Linked DNA regions of Homo sapiens: region 1 is linked to region 2. The links are chromatin loops, found by intact Hi-C in ENCODE. Cell type or tissue: Caco-2. All regions are shown on one strand. Links, peaks and the distances in the headings refer to the core of each region. The heading gives the core; the rest is flanking DNA.

Region 1 (8,000 bases), core at 1-8,000, 48 kb before region 2:
TGATTTATTTCAAATGTCCCACTGTTGAATATTTAGGTGGTTTATAGTGATTAAGCATTCAAAACAATATTGGAATACACATACGCATAACTTTCTTGCACATTTTGCCAAATTATTCTCCCAAATAATTTAAACATTTGTTCTTAACATTTGAGAGAATGAATCCCTTTGAGAATCTGATGGATTTTGCATCTCTTCTCAGGAAAGGGCAAATATGTTCAAATTTTTATGCATCTTCGGAGCCTTCCGACCAAAACAACCCCAGATTGAGAACGCAGTAGCATTTTATGTCCCTACAAACCATATGAACGCCCTTTTGCTCACACTATCCCTTTGTTTTCAAACTTTCTGCTGATTTGAGAGATGAAACAGTACATCAGTCTTTTCTTACTTTGTATTTTTGTATTGCTAATGAAATTTGAACACTTTTTCCAGAAGTTGATTGATCATGTATTTTTTGTACATTGCTTATTCAAGCCTTCTATCTAATATAATTCAGGTTTTAAATATTAAATTAAAAAATTTAACACAACACTGTAAGATCACATAATAGAGTGGAAACTTTCAATTCCTGGGCTTTCTCTGGGCTAAAGGCATGGTCTTTAATAAATGATCCAATCTGTCATGTCTCAATATTTCCACCAGAGGGCAATATTAGCCCATCTATTATTTCTCTGGCTTCTACAGCTCTCAAGATTTCAATTTACTTTTACTAGAAGAATCTTCCTGAAAAATACTTGCAATGATGATAAAGTTAAATACTTCATTATGCATGTAACACATTATTATATAAAAGTTACGTTGTTATAAATTTTCTATTTAATTTGTTTCAACACATGAAAATGTACAAATGGAATTTCAATAATTATAATCATTACTTCAAATGAAAACTATGCCTCTATTAGCATTCTTTATTATATCCATTTACTTAAATTATCATTATTTCTAGAATGATGTTCGCAGTATGATTTATAATAGAATCTTCATAAACCATTAGCATAAACAGGAAAAGCAATTGACTCCTGAAAAGCCATTCTTTAAAGACAACCAGATTAATTCCTGACTCTAATTATTTTGCGCCTTTGGCTTACCACATAACAAGATAAAACCTAATTTCTTCTTCCCATTCAATAAAGATATGCAGGGTATCCTTCTGAGTGCTAAGGATATTGTTGTGAAGAAAACAAAAATCCTTGACCTCAGGAAGTTTACTTGTTACAGGATTGGGACATGAAGGAGAGACAAATCCACGCATCCTATATACACATTGGAGTGTGGCAGGCTTGGGAGTGTTAGGAGGGAATAAAGCCCGGAAAAGGGATATAGCACACTGAGATACATGCGGAGACCATTTTAAGTGGAGTGGCCAAGGAGGCTTCACATGTGGATGACATCTAAGCAGACAGCTTAGGGAGATGAGAGTCACTTCAATCTGAAGAAAGACAAATCCAAGCAGGGAGGGGATGTCAGCTGCAAGAGCTGACTGGTGAGAAACAGCAAGGAAACCAGTGTGACTGAGACAAGTGAGCCAGGGGTTGGGGAGTGGGGAGGAACAAGAGGCCGGAGGGTGGAAGGCCTTGGCAGCCTCAGGCTTGGACTTTCACTCTGAATGAGATGGAGAAAAGTTGGCATTTTAAGCATAGGCAGGACATTTTCTGGATGCATAAGAAGAATCACTCTGCGGGAGGCTGAGGCAGGAGAATGGCGTGAACCCGCGAGGCAGAGCTTGCAGTGAGCCGAGATCGCGCCACTGCACTCCAGCCTGGGCGACAGAGCAAGAGACTCCATCTCAAAAAAAAAAAAAAAAAAAAAAAAAGAAGAATCATTCTGATTGCTCTTTCCACAACAGACTTTACAGGGACAAAGGTAGAGACAGAGAGACCAGTTAGTAAGCTACTGAAATTAACTAGATGAGAAACTATGGTGATTTGGACCAAGGTGATGGTGACAGAGAAAAGAGTTTGGGGGCAGATGACATGGGTGGTGCTGATGACCTAAAGAATAGGTAGTTGCCTATGGGAGACTGGCATTCAGAGAAGAGGTCTGGGTTGGAAATACAAAATTTGGAAGACATCAGAATCCATGTAGAGATAGAATGACAGCTCAACCCTGGAACATTCAATGTTTAGAAGTCAAGGGAAAGAGACACCAGCAATGAAAGCCAAGAAAGAGTGTTGAGTGAAGTAGGAGAAGACTCAGGAATAAAGTATCCAGAAGCCAGCTGCTCTGAAGAGCAGAAAGTGATCTATCATCAACAGCTGAGGACAAGGACTGACCCTTGACCTAAGCAGTGTGGAGCTCATGGTAACCTTATAAAGAGTGATTTCATGGAGCGGGAGGCCAGAAGCCTGATCAGACAAGATTACAGAGATGAAGAGTGATACTGGACACAGCAAGTATAATAGTGTTTTCAAGGAATTTTGACAGAAGGGAAGCCTAGAAATGATGCAACAGCTGGAGGATGATATGAGCTCAAAGGGAGCATTTTCAAAGATGAGAAAAGTGATAGCATGCTTTTATGCTATTAGCAGTAGAGAGGGAAAAGTGGAGATTGCAGGAGAGACGGAAGACTTTCCAAAGCACTGACCTGAAATAGGCAGAGAAAAAATCCAGTGCAGAAGCTGGGAGTGAGCCACCATTAGTACACAGCCAACCACAAAGGCCCAGAAGCCAGGGGATGTGGAGCACTTTTGATTAAGAAAATAAGGTTGTTGACTATAGTTAATAGCAATGCATTATATACTTGAAAATTGCTAACAGAGTAGATTTTAAGTGTTCTCACCGCAAACAAATGATAAGTATGTGAGGTGATGTATATGTTAGTTAATTTCATTTAGAATTTCCACAATGTATACATATTTCAGAACATCATGTTGTACAACATAAATATATACAATTTTTATTTTTCAATTTAAAAGAGTAAATAAGAAAAAAGAATTCTACTCTCACCAGTGCCTGCATCAGCACATCCTTACCAGTGTTAGATATTAAGATTTTAAAACATTTTTCTCATTTGACAGATACAAAATGATATTTATTGTTCATTTTTGTTTGCATTTATATCTATTTTTAACAAAGCAATGGGATAATGTTTTGAACATCAAAAAGAAAAAGAAAAGAAAGTCACTGTTACTCTATGCCTCTTTATTCTGTATTTTATGGGGAAACATGCCTCATAGAAGCTGTGTATGTTAAAGCTAATATCATATCTAACTAATTGAGTTGAACTGTGTAGCAGCCTGACTGCTAGACTCTCCATTGTTTAAAGGGTAGCACATCCCACAGCTGCCTGACCTGAGTTTTGCATGGGGGAGCCCACTGGGTGATAAAACCTGCTTCAGAGAATATTGGCTCTTATCATCCAGTGGGGGCTTTCACAAAAAAATTCTCCCATGAGAACAAGCAGGGCTTTGCCCCAAATATCTCCTGCTGCAGCAGAAAAGGCCTGCTACCCAGTTCCCTTGTGTTCCCTGCTGATTTGTTGCAGAAAATGGACAATGAAAAAATGACTGCCAGGTGGGGGCCAAAAGAGACCACTTCTAAAAACTGGCAATGTCTTTTAAATATTTCGAATTTTATTAGATTTAGGACTTACTTGCTATTCCCTCTGACCAGATGGACACACTTGCCCAGAGCTCCATGTGATTTACACTTTACATGGTTCTGGTTTCTGCTGAAATGTCACCGTCTCACAGACATCTCCGCAAATGAATTATGCGTTCCTCACTTCGTTTCCACCATCCTGTCATTCTTGTTTCTGTGTTTGCATTTTCTTTGATGCTCTTTCCATTCCTGAAATTCCATGGAGCGTGTATTTGCTTGTTTTACTCGCCTCCGCCAGGAGGGCAGGAAACTGCTAGTTTTGTTTACTCTTCTTCCCAGCACCCTGAACACAGCACGCAGAGCAGCTTTCAATAAATATTTGTTAAGCAAATGAACTGATGTGAATTGATTCTAACAGAAGAGGGAGAAAGGAGTGTTGAAGCTGACAGGAACCAAGCACATAATATTAGGAATATACTTATACCAAAAAAAAAATGTTGTTTATCTGAAATTCAAATTTAACTGGGCATCCTGAATTTCATTTGGCAACTCTATATATGAGTTCTCACTTATAAGTGGGAGCTAATCTACAAGGATGCAAAGACATAAGAATGATACAATGGACTTTGGGGACTCCAGGAAAATGGTCGGGGGGAGGTGAGGGATAAAAGATTATACATTGGATACAGTGTACATGCTGGGGTGATGGGTGCACCAAAATCTCAGAAATCACCACTAAAGAAGTGATCCATGTAACCAAACACCACCTGCTCCCCAAAAACTATTGAAATAAAAAAAAATCACAGGCTCATAAACTCATATTTTTTTCTATGTATTTTGCTATCCTTATCAGTAAGATATTTTAAACTATCTATATCCTCACTACCATCGATGTCTATGTAGAGAGGGAAATATTTGTGATTCTTTTTCCCATGAATTTCCAAAGGGGCATTTCAACATGTCTGCCTTTCTTTCTTGCCTGGGTCTTTCTCAGCACTTAGTTAACAGTGGGTTACTTTGTGCTCTATAAACAGCTACTCCACACTTTGTGTTTCATGGGGTGGAAGGACAGTGTGTGAAGTTTGAGTGGCATAAATTCATCAACAATCTCTCATGATTCAATGCTGTTTGAAATTCCTCCATGAAGGTCAGCACTTTCTTTTTCTATACATAAACATTTTATTTTAGAATAATTCTAGTTTTATAGAAATGTGGTAAAGATAGCAGAGTTCTCAACATCCCACACCCAGTTGCCCCCATTGTAAATGTCTTACACAGACACAGTACATTTATCGCAATGAAGGAATTAAACACAACCAACAAGACCTTTCAAAACATAACCATGACACCTAAAAATAGTTAACAATAGTTTCTTAGAATGCTTTGTTTAGCCCATGGGTTTCCCCCATCTTTGCCCCTTATCCATCTGCCTTGATCCCCACAAGGGGGTCAATTCTCCTTTCCCCAGACTTGAAAACAACACAAGAAGGTAAGCAGCTGCTCACTCAGGCCAGGTATCTCATGTGACGACAACACTCAGCCATGTCTGGAGATAGTTGTGGTTGTCACAACCAGGGAGGTGCTACTGGCATTGAGTGAGTGGAAGCCAAGGTTGCTGCTCAACATCCTACAGTGCACAGAACAGGCCCCACCACAGAGAATGATCTGGCCCCAAATGTTCACAGTTTCAAGACTGGGAAACTGGAGTAGGCCATGCTGGGAATACACAGAAACTCCATGCTCTTCACCACCCCAGGACCCCGCCACCTCCCTGGCTTCTAACCACATCCTGGGATCCCATGGCACAGGTCTTGGGGACTCAGCAGGGAAGGGCGTCCAATCAAGGCACACCCTCCATGCTGCAGACCCTGGCCCACCCGACCAACCAGGGCCAGAATGAATACTGTACTTGCATTCTCAAACTTGACAGTGAGAATGACAGATGCATAAACAGCACTTCAAAGGGATTTTCATGTCTAGAGAATGGATGAGTGCTCCCCTCTTGTGGGAAGTGAAGCCAATGGGCAGGGGGCAAAGATGGAGAAAACTCCATCTTGGGCTAAACAAGGCTCCTTAAGGAACTAAAATCACTTAAAAGAAAGAAATGCTAGTTTACAAAAAAATTGGAGAGCATTGCTTTGCAATGCAGCATTGAAGAACAAACTGAAATGAACAAATGAAAATTGCTTGTTCAGACTTTTGATTATCCTCGTTTGGACTCAGAACAGGTGTTATAGAAGAAATGTACTCTTCTCACAAGAAGTGGCTTTGAGCTGTCTTCAGTGACAGCTGTGGTTATCTATGATTTGGAAGATCTTGAGAGGTCCTTGTTCTGGGGTCCCCAGGCTCGGTCTACCCACTTAGCAGTTCTGACAAGGAAAAAAGGACCACAGAACACAGAAAAGATGGGAAGAGTCAACTTGGAGGTGGAAAGAGGAAGACAAACAGCAAGTCCACTGTGGGAGAATAAGGAGGAGCCCCCACAGCCTTCTCCAGCTCTTCTCAGGTTCCATTTAGAGAGTTCCAAATCCCAGCAGCACCCAACATCTCCCCACAGGAAGTTACACTCCCCAAAATTACAGAGCAGAGCTTCTTACTGCAAAAATCTTTTAACATGGCAATAATACAATTGTGATATATTGCCTTGTCTACCATGCTAAATGATGGTGGTCTTGCCTACCATTCTAAATTCACTGTATGGTTTTACAACTTAGAAATTTTTGAAGCTATGAAAAAACTCAGTTATGTAAATGACATCCATAGGCCCCAGGGTAAATGGACAACACCTATAGAGCAGCCTTGCCAATTTTATCATCCCACACTTGTTATGCACAGAAAGCCCTTTGCTTGTTTATTTTCTATAACACTTGATATTGTTTGTGGACCTCTACCCCACCAAGAGAGGAAAAAATACAAATTTATTCTAATCGATAAACTTCATTAAATAAATAGCATCTTTGGTTAACTCTGGCTTCCTGAGAAAGCTGAGCATGTTAAATTTCCTTCATTTCCTCTGCTTCTCTCCAAAATGGCAGTTGAGTGAATGGCACTGGGACCTGGATACAAACACACACATCATTCTTCACTCTCCAGCTCCTCTGCCTCATCACTGCAGCACCTGGCTGGCAACTAATGTTCAGACCTGGGCCTGAGGAACTCTCAGGTCTTTCTCAGCTGGATCAGGAGATTGGCAACCCCGATGGTGCCTGACCTCCCATTTCTATTCTATGTCCAGCCAGCCAGACCACCCTACTCTTGTTTTGGGTGTCACTTTCCCTCCAAAACTCACACACTCCCACATTACCCCTTTGTTGCGGGAAGTCAGGGACCCCAAACGGAGGGACCGGCTGATGCCATGGTGGAAGAACATAAATTGTGAAGATTTCATGGACATTTATTAGATCCCCAAATTAATACTTTTATAATTTCTTACACCTGTCTTTACTGCAATCTCTGAACATAAATTGTGAAGATTTCATGGACACTTATCACTTCCCCAGTCAATACCCTTGTGATTTCCTATGCCTGTCTTTACTTCAATCTCTTAATCCTGTCATTTTCTTAAGCTGAGGAGGATGTATGTTGCCTCAGGACCCTGTGATGATTGCGTTAACTGCACAAATTGTTTATAGAGCATGTGTGTTTGAACAATGTGAAATCTGGGCACCTTGAAAAAAGAACAGGATAACAGCAATGTTTAGGGAATAAGAGAGATAACCTTAAACTCTGACTGCCGGTGAGCCAGGCAGAACAGAGCCATATTTCTCTTCTTTCAAAAGCAAATGGGAGAAATATCCCTGAATTCTTTTTCTCAGCAAGGAACATCCCTGAGAAAGAGAATGCATGCATCCCTGAGGGTAGGCCTCTAAAATGGCCACTTCGGCGAGTGGCCATCTTCTATGGTCAAAACTGTAGGAATGAAATAAGCCCCAGTCTCCCATAGCGCTCCCAGGCTTATTAGGACAAGGAAATTCCCACCTAAAAAATTTTGGTCAGACCAGTTGTGTGCACTCAAAACCTGTCTCCAGATAAGATGTTATCAATGACAATGCGTGCTGAAACTTCATTAGCAATTTTAATTTTGCCCCGGTCCTGTGGTCCTGTGATCTCACCCTGCCTCCATTTGCCTTGTAATATTCTATTACTTTGTGAAGCATGTGATCTCTGTGACCCACACCCTATTAGTACACTCCCTCCCCTTTTGAAAATCACTAATAAAAACTTGCTGGTTTTATGGCTCAAGGGGCATCATGGAACCTACTGACATGTGATGTCTCCCCCGGATGCCCAGCTTTAAAATTTCTCTGTTTTGTACTCTGTCCCTTTATTTCTCAAACCAGCTGACACTTAGGGAAAATAGAAAAGAACCTATGTGAAATCGGGGGCAGGTTCCCCCGATACCCCTTCCATTAAGTTCATCCACCAGTACCACCAGCTATCTAGATAGTTCTCTCTAG
Region 2 (14,228 bases), core at 4,286-12,285:
TCATATGACCCAGCCATTCCACTATCATATCTCATATACCTAAGAGAAATGAAAACATATGTCCACACAAAATGTTCTTAGCCACATTACTCATAATCACCCCAAAGGGAAAACAACCCAAATGTCCATCAACTGACGAAATGGATAAACAAAATATAGGACAGCCACACAATAGAATACGATTCAGCAAATAAAAAGGAATGAAGTACTAATACATATTACAACATGAATGACCAGAGTAGGGAATGGATCCACTCACCTCCCAACTCCAAGCATGAAGGTAGAAACTTTTCCATTTCTTATTCTTCATTCTGTAAATATTTTTTGAGCACCCACTATGTGCCAGTTGCCCTCCTCAACAGTGAGCAGAAAATATTATGCTAAGTAAAATAAAACAGTCACAAAAGGCGACATATTGTATGATTCCATTTATATAATATGTCCAGAATAGACAAATATGTAGAGACAGCAAGTAGATTAATGGCTGCCTAGGATTGGCAGTGGCGGTGGAAGAACGAGAAGTGACTGCTAACAAGTATGGGGCTTCTTTTTCAGGTCATGAAAATGTTGTAGACTTAGATAGTGATGATGGTTGCACAACCCTGTGAATGTACTTAAAACCACTGAGATGCTTCTCTAACCTCCCCGAATCCTCCCACCAAGTCATCAAATAAATTTAAAGTACAGATCACTAGATGAGATGAAGACTGGGACAGAACTATCCATGAAAGACCATGGTTTTACTTCCAGTTGCCACTCTGTTTCCATGGGCTTCTTTTCCTGTTGTTTAATCTTGACATCTGAATTGTCTTGTTGCCTTATCTTCTTACTTCTTACTTTCATTCTGGATTTGCTCTTTTCATCCCTAATAGCAACCCTGACCTGAAAGTTTAATTTGACAGAAATTAAAATAATACCTTCACAACGAATGCCAAATTCTCCACAGCAAAATGTCACTACGCTAGAGTTGCTATGAATTTTCATAATACATAAGGGAGAAAGATGTTTTGCTGGAGGTGAGTGACAACTCACCCAGTGGAAATATAAAATGATGGGGCGGCTTCTTCTCCATCTCATTATACAGCTATTCATCATACCTGAAGAGTCTTACTCCAAGTGATTCAAGATAAGAAAACTAGTTAGGGAAGATGGTTGCTAAATCAAAAGCCTTCAATGAAGCAATAAATCTCTCAGCAAGGACAGGCAAAGTAAGTTTGTTCTGAGCAGAGACACGGTCACGTGTCAAAACGCAAAGTAAAATGGTTGGATCATCAAAATTGCGGCCACTTTCAACTTAATCTGTAGTTCAAATATAGAGAGTTCTGTCATTATCATTAATATCTCTCTTTCTCATAAATTGGAATTTTTTTCTTTTTAAACTAATCTCTACTTTCAAAACCTTAAGATTCTTTTTTATCAACCACTGTTTTAGTAAAAGTCTTTTAACGAGATGGGGGAAATGCAGTGTTCTGCCTCTGAATATGTGATGTTGAAGTAAATGTATTTTCTGTTGGTCTGGAACATTAGGGTAAATAAATGGATTTCACTGAAAAATAGTTCATAGAAAACACAATTGCAGGCTGGGCCCAGTGGCTCATGCCTGTAATCCCAGTACTTTGGCAGACAAGGCAGGTGGATCACATGAGGTCAGGAGTTAGAGACAAGCCTGGCCAACATGATGAAACCCTGTCTCTACTAAAAATACAAAAATTAGGCGGGTGTGGTGGTGCAATCCTGTAATCCCAGCTACTTGGGAGGTTGAGGCACGAGAATCACTTGAACCCAGGAGACAGAGGTTGCAGTGAGCCGAGATTGTGTCACTGACTCCAGCCTGGGAGATAGAGCAAGACTCCATCTCAAATACACACACACACACACACACACACACACACACACACACACACACACACACACAAATTGAATAAGTCATAGCCACTTGTCACAAAAGGGGAGGTAGGAAAGACAAAAGGGAGAGAGAAGGGGAGAAAGGGAGTGACAGAGGGAAGGGGAGAGGGAAGGAAGAAGATGCTGATTGTATTCCTGAAAAACTACTTTAAAACTATTATTATATAAATAAAACATACTTAAAAGTAAAATAGAAGCATTAAGCATTTTCTAGGGGCCAGATACTGCCCTAACTGCTTTACCTGTGTTATCTCAAACTCTCAAAACAATAGTAGTGAACGCTTACAGGGCATTTGCTCAATGCCACCTACTCTTCTAAATGGCTTAGATATACTAACTAAAATAATTCAATACTGTTTTTATCCTTCATGGCAGATAAGGAAATTGAGGCTGAGGAGAGTTTAAGTAAGTTGCCCTCATTCATACAGTTAAGTGATAAAGCTAGGATTTAAATCTGGTAGGTCTGGCTCCAACATCTATTCTTTTAACTAGCACAGCACAACCATCTTCTCTGAGAAAAATATCAGGAGAAGTGATATATGAGTAGTCATGGAGAAATAATTTAAAGTGAGTTAACATAGTAAAGGGTAGAAAAAACAGCAAAAACAACAACAACAAAAAAGTCTTTGGTATCCAACTCGTAAAGTTGTGTCACTTTAGAAGGGTTCCAACCTCTCTGATTCTTGGTCTACAAAATGAGATACAAAGCTCCTACCCTCCAAACTTGCTGTAAGATTATTTGTGAAAATTTTGTGATAGTAGTTTAATAACTGATAGTCATTATCATCATTATTGTCTGTATCATTATTATTCATCTTCTTTTGAGCTTGACAGAGTTAAAACACTCAAGTCACTACCACTTTCCTGTTTTGTTTCTTTTTTTTTTGAGATGGAGTTGTGCTCTTATTGCCCTGCCTGGAGTGCAATGGTGCGATCTCAGCTCACCGCAACCTCCGTCTCCCGGGTTCAAGCAATTCTTCTGCCTCAGCCTTCTGAGTAGCTGGGATTACAAGCATGCACCACCACACCCGGCTAATTTTGTATTTTTAGTAGAGACAAGATTTCTCCATCTTGGTCAGGCTGGTCTTGAACTCCCAACCTCAGGTGATCCGCCCACCTCGGCCTCCCAAAGTGCTGGGATTACAGGCGTGAGCCACTGCACCCTGTCTGTTTTGTTTCCTTTAATCCAAAGGACTAATTAATGAAGAAAATAAAATTCTATTTTGGTACAGGAAAACTAAAGCAAAAGAATTGATAGTAATGGGGGATATCACATGCATCTTTGTAACAATATAGCAGTGAAGGGAAAAATATTTTCCATTTTACAGAGAAAAAATTGCCTACTTATTCTGAGGGAAAAAAAAGGATAACTATAAGATTATTAATGGGGCTTTCCTTATACCAGCCAGAAGGAAAGTGAGATTCGTTCCTTTATTGATAAATGTATTCCAGTAATTTATTCAAGATCTTAGGTTTAACCATGATATGGTCCAGTTATGTAGGTACCTGGAACAACCTCTAACTCCAGGTAACCAATTCATTTACTGATGCATCACTGAGCATAAGAGTGCAACATAATGCCCAGCAATAGATGAATGGACAAGCAAAATGTCGTATACATATAATGGAATATTGCCTTAAAAAGGAAGGAAATTCTGACATAGGCTGTAACAATGGTCCCTAACCTTTTTGGCACAAGGAACCTGTTTCATGGAAGACAATGTTTCCACAGACAGGGAGGTGGGGAGGGGAGGAATGGTTTCAGGATGAAACTGTTCTACCTCAGACCATCAGGCATTAGTTAGAGTCTCATAAGGAGTATGCATTCTAGATCCCTCACATGCGCAGTTCACAATAGGGTTTGCACTCCAATGATAATCGAATGCTGATGATGATCTGATGATGGGAGGCAGAGTTCCAGTGATAATGCTCGCCCACCATTCACCTCCTGCTGTGCAGCCCAGTTCCTAACAGGCCACAGATAGGTACTGGTCCAGGGCCAGGGATTGGGGATCCCTGTGCTACAACATGGATAAACTTTGAGAACAGTTTTCTAGTGAAATACCCAGCCACACAAATACTGTATGAGTACACTTATATGAAACAGTTAGAGTAGTTAAAATCATAGAGATAGAAAGTAGAATAGGTGGTTGCCAGGGGCTGCATGGAGGGAGGAATGGGGAGTTGTTGTTTAATGGGTACAGAATTTCAGTTTTATAAGATGAAAAGAATTATGGAGAGAGGTGGTGGTAATGGTTGCAGACTGTTATGAATGTATTTAATACCACTGCACTGGACATTTAAAAATGGTTAAGAAGTTAGCTAGTATACCAGAGGGGCATAGCTACTTGCTGTTAGAACATGTAAACTCCATTAACATATGACAATTCCCTCAAATACCCTTCAAATTCTACTGAATGTTAGGAAGAGTTCTACTCTGGGGGAGTAGTAGTATCTTTAGGGCATAAAAAATAAATAAATAGTGTTAATATAACAAGGTTTAAAAGAAATAAGCAAGGGTTAATCTGCACCTTATGAAAGCAAACCAAAAAAAAGTAAATAAAATTTGCCTCAAATTTCTGTTTATACTTTCAAATATCCTCATGGATTACTCATTTTATTTCTTTTTTCCCCTCTGAAAATGAGATCAATAAAAGAGGATAAGAGTTGCTAAGCCAGGATATTACCTAATACAATTAAGTGGAGCCTCACTCTTTTCTCTTAACTCTGTTGACTTTCCATTGTCTTCTTTGTCTTGCCCAAATAGATATAGCTACACCAAAATGGATGTTGTATGTAATAATAATGTAATATAGAAATAATGTTTTTAAAAGACTGCTTTAGAATAAATGATGCAGAAAATCTTTTGTTAAACTGGTCTTATTGCTACTCCTCAGCTCTATAGTGGTAGATGGGGACAGGCTTTTTAAGGGAAAAACTTGTGCCTATTCTGATAAATCTCTTATTTTTGTTAGTGATTAATGGGGACATCAACATTAAGTCCCTTAATGGAATGCTGTTTTTCCAATTTTTAGAATAAACTACTGATTGTCATTACTGATCATTAATAATATGGTCTTTATTCTAACATTAAATTTTACAAGTGTTTCAAGATTAGGGTCTTTCCCCAGTGAAAGACTTCAGTCTAAGCGTATGCATACTTGTTAAACAGGAATCAGTGAGTTGGGGAATGTAGCTCATGCATAGTTTCATAGGAACTCAAAAAAAATGTGGTAAGCAAAAATAAAGGGGGGAGCAGGCAGGAAGGAAGGAAAGAAAGAAGAAGCAGGCCTCATTTTTGCCATTTACACCTTGTAGAAAAGGGGCTAAGTTATTTTTAGATTTAAGAGGATCTTTCCAAAGCAACCCAAGGGTACTCAGTAATGATACTTGGATTTCTCTGATTGCTGGTAAGTCATGGAGTAGGCGCATGGTTTACTGAAAGGAAGGGAAGAAGGGGTAACATCCCAGTGACAAAATGGAAGGAATGTGAATAGCCAGAAGAGAAGTTACTAAAAGATGGCAATAAAGAAAGGCAGAATGGGGTTCGGGGTTCAGCAGGAACCATATGATGAGTACTTTGTAAATGACATTTCATTTAATTTTCAAAAGAACCCTATGAAGTCAATATTATTCCTACTTTATAATTGGGAAAACCAAGTATACTGATACAGCTAATTGTCTCAGACTACAGAACTGATTAGTAGAAAGAGCTAGGACTTGAATCCAGAGCTGTTTTTCTTCAAAGTCCATATTCTTTTCACCATGGTCAGGTTTGGAAGCTTTAGAAAAACTCACATTTTATCCTTGAATTTTCATCTGCTAAAAGTAAGATTACTCTCAGCAAATGCATGAAAGATTGGGTAGCTGACTATGGGTCATTTTAAGTGGATTCTCCCATCAACTCCTTTCTTCTTCCTGATATTGTAGACTCCAGAGACATCCCAAAAAAACCTAAACACAGTTTTACAAAGTGGACCCATTCCTTTCCCAATAATATCTGTCTCCAAACATCTCAGGTTACCTAGGGGAATACACACTAGTGATGATTACTTTTGAAAGTTTTCTACTCCAGCAGTGTGTTTTTTAGTTATGCGATAGAAACTTTAGGATACTGATGATGAAAGGCCTGGTTCAAAATGATCAGTTGATACAATTATCATTACTTTATGTTCTTACACTATTATATTCTTAACAATTCTGCCTGGTTCTTCAAATTTCATTCACCTCTGCACAAGCTGTAGTGCTAACTAATTATTATCTCACAAGTTCCAGTAATCAGAACAAAAGAAGATGCCATCTCATGCACAAAAAAATATCAATTGAGGTGCTTTTTAAATTTTTTAATATCTTCCTTATCTGTGGTTGTATGCCACCTTTCTTTCCTAATGTTATCTGTATCTTCTCTGCTTCCTGATCTTTTCTAGATTTATTTCTTGATCTTTCCAGAGAATATTTTTTTCTTTTCTTGATCAAGTCTCCTTTTTCATTTTTGTTTTTGTTTTTTACTTTCCTACTTTATTATTTTCTGCTGTTATCTTTATTAGTTAACATAATTCTTTCACAATTTTTTCTAAGTCTCCTTGTACATTGTTTTGCAATAAAGACACTTAGTGTGTAATTTCATAGATTGTTTGGCTTTTCTGTATTCTCTCAATTTTGTTATGTAGGGTTTTTGTTTTTCTTCTGTTCCTAAAGAGTTTGTAATTTTCCCATTTGTGCTTTTTAATACAGATTCAAAGCATCTTTAAATTTCCAATAGTATATCAATCAGGGTAAATGTTTGTTGTTAATTTTATCCTTATTGTATTTTGATGGATGATGTGGTCTGTATGACTTCTGCCTTTTAAAATGTGTTGACCTAAGCCTGGACATCAAAATGAGACCCCTTCTCTAAGGAATTTAAAAAATAGCTGGGTGTACTGGCACGTGCCTGTAGTCTCACCTACACAGGAGGCTGAGGCGGGAGGATCACTTGAGCCCAGGAGGCTGAGACTGCAGTGAGCTGTGACTGTGCCTCTCCGCTCCAACCTGGGCGACAGAGTGAGACCCTGTCTCCAAAATAAAAATAAAAATAAAAGTGTTGACCTATAGTTTGTGATCTAGTTAAGTTTCGAGAATGTTCTATAGTTGTATGGAAAACATGTTAATATGTATTCTCCGTTTGGAGGTGCTAAGATATTCATAAAGATGTTCCTGTGTGTGGTTATAATACGTGTATGTTATTTAAGATTATTTTTAATGGTCTGAATACATCTGCCAGCTGTGCCAGTTTCCCCCAACCTCCAGTTGGAGTAGTTGCAAGGTCTCATATCCATTTCACAAACCTTTGCCAAGAAGGTCTATTTCTATATTTCCACAAATGTGCAATCACAGTATGGAGGGTGGAGTGTCACAACTAAGTGGGGGTAAATAGATAATGAAAAATAAGATTTACCAGTGTAAATAGAATTGGCCTCACCAACATGGCCTTGGTAGTCCCCGCCAAGTCCTTTCTTAGGGTTTCTATTTCCTGATCTACATGCCCTGAGTGGTCATATCTACCCTGCCAATATTGCAAGGTGTGTCGCGAGAAGCCAAAAGATAAGGAATGTGACCAACATAAAGTGATAAAGAAATAAATAACACTAGCAGTGGTTGCTGCTATTTAGACACGGGAGCAGAAGGAAATGATAACTACGTAAAATGGCTAACACGGGCCCAAGCAGGTGCTCTGTTTCTATTGGTTCCCTTCCCTGCCCCCATCTACCTTTAGCTTCCTCTGGGGACATCCTCCCTCCTGCATGGAGACACCACCGCCCAATAACGTGAGCCTCCCTCTTCGTAATAGCCCTGGCAGTGTGGAACCCGCTGAAAGCGCGTTGTGAGGATGAGCAGAGACCTGCCAGCAGCTAAAATTCGCGCTTTAACACAATCAGCCCTGGCCGAGCATGTGCAGTGTCTCCTCCTTCGGCAGTGGGGGCTGATGGGCAGATACTGCCCAAATGCTCATTCATCAAAAGAGGCTTTCGCTCCCGGACTCCCCTGGGCCTCGAGCAGAAAGCGTCTCGGCCACGGAGATACAGAACCGGGAGCCTTCAAGGTCCTCCGCCACTCTCAGCAAGCCCTGCTCTCGATGGAGAGGAGATCGCTGGGTGATGGATGTGGGCTTCCAGGGAAGGTGCTCGCGCTGGTCCCGAGCCCTCCGGGGAAGATATTCGAGCGCGGAGCGTAAGCGCAGGGCACGCCAGCCCCGGGAGCCGCGGGAGCAGGCGCCGCGCGTCTCTGCACCACCGGGCCGCCTCCCAGCCTTCTTTCCCCAGTTTGCCCTCCTGCCGCAGTCCGGGCCGAGATTAATTCTCTGCACTTGTGAGTGGGCACACACAAGTTCTCCGGGCACGATCCTTTCATCTATTTCCCTGGGGGAGTCCACCTTTTTAACGATTAACCTCCTAGCTACCGCGGGCAAGGTGGCAGGATGCGAGTGGGGCGGGGAGGGGCGTTTCACACGTTCAGAGGCACCAAAATTAGCTGCCAGTGCTAAAAGGCTTTGCTTTCTTCGGTTTTTGACAAATAAATGGGGTGGGATGCTTGCTTGGCCGCCCGCTGCCCCAGCCCGAGCCCTGGGCTCACTTAGCAGCCTGATGCCGAGTTTCAGACGCAGTCCTGCTGCGCTTACACCCGGGCTTCTTCGCCCCCTTGCCAAAGTCTGCAGCCCGATGGATGCTGGGCGCGGGCTTTCCCTGAGCGCTTTAACGCAGCTTAGGCTAAAGCCCCAGAGCTCCCACCTTCTACCTCCTGTTTATCCGCCCGCCCCTCTACCACCGCCAAAGGACGTGCCCCTTCAGTAGAGTCGGGGATCCCAGCCCCAGAGCGGGGGAGGGCGCCTCCCTATCCCCTCCTCCCCGTCCCCGCCTCGGCTCGGGGTTTTACTGCAGCAGCCGGAGGTGACAGCGACGCCTCAGCCGCCTCTGTTGCTCTCGGAGCCCCGGCTTCCCCTGCACCGGGAAAGCGCCCCCTCTCGAGAGGCTGGTCCCTGGAGAACTGCGAACGAGCTGCAGAAAACCAGATTTTAAAATGTAGAAGTCGTTGGGCTGCATTCCTCCGAGGACCAGTCTGATCGCCCAGGACTAAGAGTGGCAGCGTATGAGAAGTTGGGACCATAGAGCAAGGGGGGGAGGGGAGTGTTGCAGCAGGCATTCTCTTCTGGAAGGAGTCGCTGGGAGCAGTGCGGTTGGACACAAGTTTGCGTAGGAGTGTTTTCCTTTTGTCAATAATTAATCACCGGAATTAGCCAGGTAGAATTTGAGTTTTAGCAAGAGTCCTGAGGGCGGGGCCGAACACCTAACTCCGGGAGGCTCCCAGGCGCCCGGCGCAGTGGGAAGCTCGCAGCAGCTGGGGAGGAGCCAAAGCCTCGGCGCTCACCTAAGCCGCAGGGAGATACACCCAACTGGGAGGTAAGCATCTTCCAAAATACCTACTTGAACTGTTAAGTAGCTTTAGTAGGATAGAATTCCTGTCTCTATAGGAGGAAAAAATTAATACTGAGCTTTAATGCAATTTATCAGTTTATTATTTAACTGCATTACAATTTTCAGAATTGATGGATTTTTCCATTTACCTTTCACTATGTGGGAAACTAAGATGTTTCACTCAGTAGAAGCCAAACTTTAACACTGAAACTTTCCAAACTAAAAGAAGAGAAAATTTCTTTACTATTTTCACTATTTACCTTCGTGTAGTCCATTAACGACTCAGGAAAATATCATTGGGTTGTGCTTGGTTTCCTTCTTAAATATTCATCTTTACCTAGTTCCGTGCTCCTATACAATCCCTCTCTGCCCATAAGCTACTTAAACTACTGTACTTTAGGCAATAGTACACACAAGTCACCTGCCAAAAAGTGAAGAATTTCCAACAAGGAATACATTTTAACATTCTCTTGTAAGTATTAAGCAGTATGTATTTTCTCAAAGATACTTAAGTCATCCTTTATAAGTAACCAAACTTCTTCACCAAAAGACAGCCAGCTAGAGTTAGCTAAATAGTTAACTTTGCCATGGGGATGAAGAAGGTGGGGAAATGTTTAGAGTAGCATTTTAAATATGAGTTGGACTCCAGATTTGTTTCAACTAAAGTGACATTCAACTGGTTGGCAATTCACATATGAGCCCAGTCCACAATCACATAAGGAGTTTGAAGAATTGTTAAATGTAAGAACTAGCCCCAAAGTCCAAATAACTGCATCAGGGGAGTTGGGAAAATTGTTTTTCAAAAAGATTTTGTGGTGCAGTACTTATTTTGAATTAGACAAAAATTAAGAAAGACATGGTAATTTTTGCTAGTGAAATTCTAAAATGTATACATAAAAGTGTTGAATTTTTAATAACTTGATTTCCACATCTGAATTATTCCTATGCTGTTTAAAACAGGTCATTTCGGTGACTTTCTCAAGGGCTGTGAAGGCTTTGTACATAGATAACTAGACCAAAACCAACAAGCTGTAGTATGAAATGTACTGTCACTCTCATTATCCAGATATTTATTTACAACTATTTAATGATAATAAATTAAAAATTATTTGTCAAAACAAAGCATGGTCATTCTAGAATTCGACTAGATTTGAAGTTGAAAGTCGATTTGAAGTTGAAAATCAACCAGTCCTCAACTCTCATTGGTTTTCTTAATTCACTGTAAATTTGCAAATACTTTTATAAAAACTGCCCTTTATAATTGTACAGCAATTCTATCTCTACTATGCTAATTATAAAGAGAGTTTTGCCACTATCTTACCACCAAGTATAAAAGAAACAAAATATTCATAAAAAATGATCCAAATGGGACTCACTTCCAGAATGGTGATGTGAAGAGCTTTTCAAATCCACTCCCTAAAAACAACAATAACTGGTGAAAATTATAGATAAATAACCATTTAAAGTTCCTGGTAATTGTCCTAAGGACATACAGCACGAAGAAAATATTTATTCAAGACAATCTCTTATATTTCAGTAAGAACTGCAAACAATTGTGATGCTTGAACCACAATATATTTCCCCACCCTCTCCAGTTGAGTGTGATGATGTTCCAGTAAGGATGGGTGCAGCCACTAACGCAGGGCCCCCTCTCAACCTAGATCCTCGTCTACAGTATACCCTGAGAGAAGCAGGCCACCAGCATTACTCATCATCCCCAGCTTTGTGTTTCAGAGCTCTATTCTAGATAAGAGCAACTGAGAGTTCTGAGGCTCTCTTCCTCCAACCATCCTCCACTCTTAAGACAGAAAATGAAGAACTCAACAACAAGAACACAACTCATTTAAAAGTGGACAAAAAAATTTGAATAGACATTTCTCCAAAGAGCAGGTAGAAACAGCCAATTTACACATGAGAAGGTGTTTACTAGCCATTAGTGGTTGGGGAAATGAAAATCAAATCAAAACCACAGTACAATCCCACTTCACACCAACCGGAATGGCTATCACAAAAAAAAAAAAAAAAAAAAAAAAAGGAAAGAAAGAGAGACAGAGAGAGAAAGAAAGAGAAAGAAAGAAAGAAAGAAAGAAAGAAAGAAAGAAAGAGAAAGAAAGAAAGAAAGAAAGAAAGAAAAGAAAGAAAGAAGAAAAAGAAAGAGAAAGAAAGAAAGAAAGAGATAATAGCAAGTGTTAGAGAAGATGTAGAGAAAATTGAACTGTCATATATTGCTGGTATTGCTGGTGGGGATGGAAAATGGTGCAATCGCTATAGAAGAGAGTTTGATCGTTCCTCAAAAAGTTGAGAATAGAGTTACCACATAATCAAGCAATTCCACTCCTAGGCATATATTCAAGAGAATTGAAAACTTATGTCCGTTCAAGAACTGTACACAAATGTTCATAGTGGCATTACTCATAACACCCAAAGAAGCTGATTGAAACAACCCAAGTTGTTTATTGAATGATGAATGGATAAATAAAATGTAGTATGGAATGAAATGATAAAATATTATTCAGCAATGAAAATCATGTGGCTGATACATACTACAACATGGATGAACATTGAAGAGATTACGTTAAGTGAAAGAAGACCACATACTATATGATTTATTTACATAACATATCCACAATAGGCAAATCTATAGAGAAAGTAGATTAGTTGTTTCCTGAGGCTGCAGTAGAAGGTAAGATTAGGGGCCGGGCGCGGTGGCTCACGCCTGTAATCCCAGCACTTTGGGAGGCCGAGGCGGGCGGATCACGAGGTCAGGAGATCGAGACCATCCCGGCTAAAACGGTGAAACCCCGTCTCTACTAAAAATACAAAAAATTAGCCGGGCGTAGTGGCGGGCGCCTGTAGTCCCAGCTACTTGGGAGGCTGAGGCAGGAGAATGGCGTGAACCCGGGAGGCGGAGCTTGCAGTGAGCCGAGATCCCGCCACTGCACTCCAGCCTGGGCGACAGAGCGAGACTCCGTCTCAAAAAAAAAAAAAAAGAAGGTAAGATTAGGGAGAAAACGGGAGTGACTAAAGGGTACAGTGTGTCTTCTTGGGGTGATGCAAATGGTCTAAAATTGACTGTCATGATGGTTGCAATACTGTAAATATACTAAAAACCACTGAATTGTGTACTTTAAGTAGGTAAATTGTATGGTGAGTTTTATCTCAATAAAGCCGGTTTAAAAAAATTTTCCAGAGTATTAAAAGAACAAATGGGTTTAAAACTTAGAGTTGCTGAATCCGCATGTGCCATTTGACCAATAGTTTATGTGAGGCTTTTCCCCAATGACCACATTAAAATATATGAAATATTTAAGAATTTCACAGGTGTCACACAGCTATGTGATTCACATATGTTTACATGCCTGCCCAAACTTTTCTCCACTTAGAATTAAGTCAAATGTCATTAGTATAGTCCTACAAAGAATTTGCTTGCAATGCTATATCTTTTTGGACTCATCAATTCGTTATATTAATCCAGGACCTGTGAGGCCACTTGTTCCTCCTACTTCTAGATATGTCTAGTCCTTTATCAGTGATTCAGGCCAGCGGTTGAGTTTGTTCAGGCCCACATTGGGTGAGAGAGGAAGGTACCTGGATCTCAGCCAAAAGTGTACTTGCCTTCTACTCAGATTAACCCAGTTTTGCCTACACTAGACTGGCCCTAAAAGCCAGAGAGTCTTGGGAAGAGGAAAAGCTGGAGCAGCCACTGAAGTCTTCACAGCATACTAACATGTCATTGTCAGAAAGCATCTGCTGTGATTACGACAACCTCAAATGCAGGAGACTCTCCCAAATAATTAATATGTTCCTCTATTCATCTTTTATGTTTTGAGTTCCCACAAGCTGCCTGATCCTGTACTAAGAACCATGAAATCAAATGATAATGCTTCGTCCAGAAATGGAAATATAAAACTAGTGAGCCTCAGAGTGTCATGGGGGTGGCAAGCAGCCTCAGCCTTGCTGCCAGACAGTTATTAGTTCACTGAAACAAACCATACCCTTAGCTTTAGGGATTTAAGTCTACCGGCTTCAGGAAACCTCAAGATTTTCCATTCTCACCAGCACAGGCTTATTCTTTCATGTGTATGTTTTTGAGGAGCATATCATGCTGATTTGTGTGGGTTTTGACCATGAAAGCTTTTGTAGAAGTCCACTGTAATATTTTCTCTAATTAAAAGATTTATATAAAATAATTTTTAATGTCCAGCAATTTATTTATTTTATTTTTATTGATTTATTTATTTTGAGACAGAGTTTCACTCTTTTTGCCCAGGCTGGAGTGCAATGGCGTGATCTCAGCTCACTGTGACCTCCGCCTCCCAGGTTCAAGTGATTGTCCTGCCTCAGCCTCCCCAGTAGCTGGGATTACAGGCGTCTGCCACCACGCCCAGCTAAATTTTCTTGTATTTTAGTAGAGATGGGGTTTCACTATGTTGGCCAGGCTGGTCTCAAACTCCTGACATCAGGTAATCCACCCACCTTGGCCTCCTAAAGTGCTGGGATTATAGACGTGAGCCACTGCACCCGGCCCAGCCATTTGTTTATAAAATCAATACATGTAGGAAAAAACTTGATTATAGTTACTTTTAAAATATTGCTTTCATCAGGATTAATAATTCATTTATTCAACAGATTTTAAAAAAGATAAATGAATTATTGCACACCTACCCTGTACCAGGTCACTTCTAGGCCCTGGATAAGTAATAAACAAAATAGACAAAAATTCCCAAGATGTCAAACATTAATAATAATAAGTAAATTACATAATGTAGATAAGGGCTCTGAAGAAACATAAAACAGAGAAAAGAACGAGCTACAATTTTAAATAGTGAGATCAGACTAGGAATTAAGATCATGCAATTAGAAAAATGTAAA

Evidence for each region. Hi-C counts contacts between places; a loop is a spot of excess contacts. Peaks named below come from ENCODE experiments on the same cell type or tissue, not always from the same donor. Only the 100,000 strongest peaks of a DNase experiment are listed, where the experiment ranks them.
Region 1: it touches region 2 in a loop (5-fold over the local background); 2 of 110 quality-filtered maps call a loop at or near these places.

The regions. Positions count from the first base shown.
Region 1 is chr3:161,416,758-161,424,757 of GRCh38, reverse strand. No RefSeq gene overlaps it. Among named protein-coding and RNA genes, the nearest start is that of LINC02067, 5.7 kb to the left of the region's middle. RefSeq lists an enhancer at 3,460-4,108. In Caco-2, for the core only: CTCF peaks have their summits at 645 (motif pointing right), 3,635 and 3,837; a DNase peak (open chromatin) is centred at 3,847; H3K4me3 peaks cover 206 bases.
Region 2 is chr3:161,366,548-161,380,775 of GRCh38, reverse strand. SPTSSB (serine palmitoyltransferase small subunit B) reads left to right here and starts at 9,259. Exons shown (of 3, transcript NM_001040100.2): 1 at 9,259-9,341. LOC107986150 (a long non-coding RNA gene) reads right to left here and starts at 1,799. Exons shown (of 3, transcript XR_007096152.1): 1 at 1-1,799. RefSeq lists enhancers at 8,677-9,231, 9,232-9,786. In Caco-2, for the core only: no CTCF peak of the experiment used is centred there; DNase peaks (open chromatin) are centred at 7,715 and 9,065; H3K4me3 peaks cover 3,346 bases.